2 separate regions of the Homo sapiens genome follow, and region 1 is linked to region 2. Evidence: chromatin loops called from intact Hi-C (ENCODE). Cell type or tissue: ovary. All regions are shown on one strand. Each heading gives the region's core, and the rest is flanking DNA. Links, peaks and the distances in the headings are about the cores only.

Region 1 (2,921 bases), core at 97-2,596, 72 kb before region 2:
GTCTTCTCATCAGCAGATCTTTTTTTATTCACTGAAGAAGCAAAATTGGAAAGTAAATATATAAATTAGAAACTGGCAAGAGAAGTAAACAGCAGTCTTGGGTTTTCACTTCAAGGCAAAACGATGGCTCCTAGTGTCCCCTTCTGCATGTCAATCTTGTATATCAATTCCTTGTGATAGGAAATGTTATTTTCAGTGGACTGTAGTCCAGGCAATTGTCAAGAGAGCTCCTATGTGGCAACTGTTTTGGACATGTCCAGAGACACAACTTTTTCAACACTGCATCAGCCCCAGCCTGGCTTTCACTGCTTCTGTATCCCTAGCTGGTCACAGCTAGCTCTGCTGATGCTCCACAGCTTCAGGCACAGCTCCGCCTGAGCTATTCCTGATGGAGATGAATAGTGCTGCATAACTCCCTATTGCAGACTGGTTTCACATTAGGTCTACTGTCTAGACTTGAGACTTAATGGCCCCAGATGTCTGAGGGACTCCCACACTCCTTGCTGCCAATTAGATCTCAGATCTACTGGTGGTATTCATGACCATAGGGGACTAAGTTCGGGTGGTAGCTCCCTTCTTTTACCTTCTTCCCATACATTCACTCAGTCCATAGAATAGAACTGCAAACTTGATGTTCTCTTTTTAATCCAACCAATCAACTTGTCTAATGCACTAGTCCCAATTCTGGAGATCCTAGTTTCAGTGACCCAGTTACTGACCTGGGTCTTCTTGCTTACAAAGACCTCCGAGAGTGTACCCACCTGCCTGTTAAACTGGTTAATTTCCACCAATCTAAGTGTAGGTGCCACTAACTAGATGCAAATTTTTGGTATAGCCATTTCTAAAATGAAGATGGAAACAGGTACAGCCCCAAAGACAGTAGGCATGACCTGACCTCCTGTACCTTTAGAGTTATTCCTTGTTCCATCTCAGTGCATGTCTCAAATTAATTAGTGCATGTCTCAAATTAATTCCTGCTCCATTTTACAGCTTGCCTGATAATACTATAGGCAACAATGCAAAGTATCTAACATCAAAGTCTCAAACAATGATAAATTGTAATTGGAACTACTTCATGGTGGGAGAGAAGCTTTTGTTATCAACATTTATTAGGCCTGCTGGACCTTTAGTAGGTCACTCGGTCCCTGAACACAGAGATAAGTGGACCTGGGTTTCATATTTAGTCTCCTTGCAGAACAAATTTAGCCTTGGAGAAGACCAAGGCTTTGGGCCCAGGAATGGCCTGGAAGTTCTCTGGGACTAATTCAAAGCCTCACTAAACTCCCTCTTGGAACATCTTAGGATCCATAGCCACAGATTCCTTGGTACACCCAAAGCACGGTATAGACTTTATAACACTGCCAGTCCTTTTTAATGTTTCAATCTTTTTCTTTCATCTTTATTCTAATGGTGCCTTGAGAAAAAACAGCATTGAGTATACAAATGAATTTGGGAGTAAGAGAGAGGGATCTGGGAGAAAAAATAAAAGTGAAGTTCAAATAAACTTGTTTGGGGAACTAAATGGCTCTTACGTTAAGAAGAGTGGGCTCATCCCCACCAGGTGCACAAATTTTTTTAATGTCTTTTCTTGTTTAAGAAAAAAAGTAATTTGTCCAAATTAATGACCCTTTGTCCAATATGGAGAGTATTAGATACTTGATCTTTTCTTCTATGTCGAGGGCATGGCTGAAGTCTTTTAATCCGAGCTCTGAGAGCCCAGTGAGAAGTTAGTTGTTTGTAGCTTGAGACATGGACCATTCTTTTCCCTTTAAAATTTTGTGAGTCTCTAAGTCAACTTCAAAATAAGGATTGAGAAAAACTCAAGGCTGTCTCAGTTTTGTGTTGAGTGAATGCTTGCTTGAAATAGAGAAGCAAAAGAAAAACAAAGGTAAAATGTTTTGATCATTCACCAAATTAAGCGTTAGATGTTACTGCCATCTAGTGATGATTTAACACCTGGCTGCCAGGGGAAGGTAGAGTCATCTTTTTGCTACATAGGCATCGCCTTAGGGCCTATCACAGACTTGCAGGTTTGGGAAAAAGGTGACATCTGAGTAAACTTCCAAATTACCAGAGGATGGTACTATGGTGAAAAGGTCCCACAACTGTGAGAAAAATGCATGTATTCGTATTAAATCCTAAGCCTCTCTGCCCATAATATTTCTTTAAAAAAATCTTCCTTGCAACAATGAAAACAGGTTTCTCTTAACTCCATGACTCCAGGATCCTTAACGCATATTTAAACATTCACAGGCAAGTTATATGCCACCTCTCCATTGCATCTGCCTCCAAACCCTGTCTCTACACATCACTTAATAGAGCTCCAATCCCATTCCTCCTCATTCTGACTGCGCTAATTCCAATCCCATTTCTCCTCATTTTCACTGCACTCATGTGGTCACTGGAGGTGGGGAAGAGGAAGAAGCAAAGAAGATGATACTGTGCTTACCTTGTGTAGATGCTTTACAATCATAGTTGCCCTCACTATCATCCCAGAAATCGGCATCATTCCAGTGTGAAAGATGAGAAAATCAAGAATCAGAAAAATTAGGTAATTGGCCAGAGATCACACAGTTAAGTGTAAGTAGCAAAGCTGGAATTTGAACCCAGTGTACCTGGTCTCATCATCTGAGGAGTTTTTTTGTGGCTTGGTAAGCACAGTGGTAGGATGTTGGAGAGGAACACTGAATGTGGAACAGTGGGAAATGTTCTCTGCTCATCAAAGGGCAGAGTTCAAGAACATCCTCATGTGGCCTCCTCTGGAGCAGGTACAGAAAAGCTGGGAAGGTACAGAAGTACTTGAGTGTAAAGGCTTAGCAGGTTTTGGACGCACAAGCAAATCCATATCTAGAGCAGGGTTGCCAGAAACAGATGGTAACTCTAGGGTGCTAATTTCATCCCCTTCCCTCATCTGAAGAAAC
Region 2 (2,921 bases), core at 221-2,720:
AGAAGCCTCATTACCTTTACAGAATTGTTATACAATTAAATATAATAATGTACCTACAGTACCTAGCATAGTTATATTGTAAATGCTTAGTAAATATTACCCTTATCTCTCTCCTGCTTCTCCATTCCCAAGCACTTGGGCCTATGTCTTTCACACTGAGATTTAGTCTTAAGTCATTCTGATACATAAATATTAATAAAAATGATTCTCTACAACCCTGTGTCTGGGCCAATGTTGGAACTACTCCCAATATATAGACTACTCCCAATATATGTTTCTCTTTCAGGATTTTGTTCTCTTTTTCTTTTGTCCTCAGTAGCCTTGCCACCAACACCATCTCCCATGAGCACACATGCACAGGGACCCCTATGCGATGATCCTGGAGGTCTTACTCTGAAGTGAATGACATCTTGCTAGTGATGACTTTTTTTTTTAGATGGAGTCTCCCTCTATCACCCAGGACATAGTGCAGTGGTGCGATCTTGGCTCACTGCAACCTCCACCTCCTGGGTTCAAGCGATTCTTCTGCCTCAGCCTCCCAAGTAGCTGGGACTACAGGTACACACCACCACGCCTGGCTAATTTTTGTATTTTTAGTAGAGACAGGGTTTCACTATGTTGGCCAGGCTGGTCTTGAACACCTGACGTCAGCTGATCCTCCCACCTCAGCCTCCCAAACTGATTTAAATTCTGGCTCAAGAACTTCCTAGGGATGTCACTTTTTAGTTATTTGTATATGTGGTGACAACGTCTGAGCTCAATGTCCTCATCTGAAAAAAAATGGGGATAGTAATATTTGTTTTACAAAGTTGTCGTAAATGAATTGGAAAGTAGAATGTGCTAAGCCCCTATTTGCCTGGTCCTTTAAGTATTATTCCAAAAAATTATTTATAATACCCTATACATTCTGAAATAGTATCTCAATTTTCTAGAAAAGTAACTGTAACTAGGTAAGGCAAATTTGTTTGCCTAAAGTTACACGTGCACACAATATCAGGAGGAGAAATAGATGGGATTTGAACTCGGGTCTCTCTGATAACAAAATCAGTGCCCTTTACATTGACAAAGGTTTTCTTTCATGTCTTTCTCTAGCATAGATTACTCAAGAGGCTTTAAACTACTTCTGTCACTTAAAGTGGGAGCTAAAGGATGAGAACATCATAGAGGGGAACAACACATACTGGGGCCTATCAGAGTGTGAAGGGTGGGACGAGGTAGAAGATCAGGAAAAATAACTAATGCGTACTAGGCTTAACACCTGAGTGATGAAACAATGTGTACAACAAACCCCCGTGACACATGTTTACCTATGTAACAAATACACATCCTGCACATGTACCCCTGAACTTGAAATAAAAGTTAAAAAAAAACCCAAAAAACAAAAAACAAGATGCCCTGTGTGTGAACTTACAGAATATGAGACAATAGCTTCCCCAAGTGGGAGATTACAGAACAGAATGCACAGTCCTCTCTTTGCCTTGGAAAGAGTAATGGTGTGGAGAATGAATGGCTCGGGGAGTGGTCTTGGCCACTGATCTCCCCTTCCCCTGCCTGGCTCTTACCAAAACCACAATCAGGCAATCCCCGCAAGCTGAGCTTATCACTGGGATCCTGGCACTGTCAAAGGGGCTGACCCAAGCCTGTCTTACACTGCCTGCAGCTAGTTGCACAAGCCGCTGACCTACATGGAAAGCATTGCATTTCATGAGAATGAAATAGGACATTGGACAAGAGCTCCACATTTCCTGCCATCAGATTTACTTCATTTTCGGGAATGGCCCTGCTAACCTATGATTTCAAAGGAGTCCAAAGAATTTTGGAGTCTAGCAATCAGTTACACTGGTAGTCTCTTTTTTCCTCTATGTCTCTGTGTGGCATGTTCCTTTCTGCATGTATGCATTCACATGCATTCGTAAAGACAGGCTTGAGGAACTCTCTGCTCCACATACACCAAGGTGTCCTGTGGTATGTCAGAGCAGCTGTGGTATAACGAAAGGAGCACAATTTTTGGCATCAGAATACCTGGATTAAAATCCTAGGCTTCTTACTTGCAATGTGACCTGGGGTACTTCTCTGGGTCTTAGCTTTTCTAAATGGAAAACAAAGCTAATAAACCCTACTTCATAAAGCTGCTGAAGGATTTAATGATATTACAGATGGGTGACAGTGTGCTCAGTGTGCTGTCATGAAAAGAGACCTGAGTTCAAATCCAGAATCTATCTCCTAAAGGCCATGTGAATCAGGCCAATGTATTAAACTTCTCTTTTCTTCAGTTTATGCATCTCTAAAATGGGAGTCCTAATGATACCTCCACCCAGGGTTTGGTTTTGGGGTCAAATGGGACAATGGCTCAAATCCTCTAGTGAGGTCCCCAGTATACAGCAGTGATGCAGTAAGTTGCTGTCTTTCTAGCCTTTTTTCAGCCATTATGTGAAAACTCATTGTACACTTCCAAGTGGTGTTCAAATAAAAGATGATTCTGTAACAGTGGTAGTTGCCAAAGTAAGTGACATGACTCATTTTAAGGAACCTAGTAAAAGACAGGGGTGTGCACTTTGAAACAGAGCAGGCTGAACTGTGTCTCAGAGAGACTTCTTTATGAGTGTCTGTTTCTGTAGGTGGGCCCCTGGGGCTTCCTCACCACTGAGTTAACGGGCTGCTTAATGGAAGCCCCTGATTATGACTCAGTGGAGAACCCACTTGTCTCCCTCTTGTGATGCAAAAGGCATTTTAACTGCTTTTATTCCTCTTTAGCATTTACTGCTGCAGTCTAACTGGGTGGGTCACAAGAGGATTGTCCTCCCTAAGGGTCATCTCCTGAATTACCAGCCCTAGGTGCCAATCATTGCCTTTGTAAAGATCCATCTCGATCCTGGATCCTCCCTCTCACCTTATTTTATAACTGGCTTCTCGGCGTCATA

What was found. Hi-C counts contacts between places; a loop is a spot of excess contacts. Peaks named below come from ENCODE experiments on the same cell type or tissue, not always from the same donor. Only the 100,000 strongest peaks of a DNase experiment are listed, where the experiment ranks them.
Region 1: it touches region 2 in a loop (3-fold over the local background); 3 of 110 quality-filtered maps call a loop at or near these places.

The regions. Positions count from the first base shown.
Region 1 is chr17:55,823,500-55,826,420 of GRCh38, forward strand. It overlaps a transcript of PCTP not described here. Among named protein-coding and RNA genes, the nearest start is that of PCTP, 74 kb to the left of the region's middle. In ovary, for the core only: no CTCF peak of the experiment used is centred there; no DNase peak of the experiment used is centred there.
Region 2 is chr17:55,895,820-55,898,740 of GRCh38, forward strand. No RefSeq gene overlaps it. Among named protein-coding and RNA genes, the nearest start is that of PCTP, 150 kb to the left of the region's middle. In ovary, for the core only: no CTCF peak of the experiment used is centred there; a DNase peak (open chromatin) is centred at 1,650.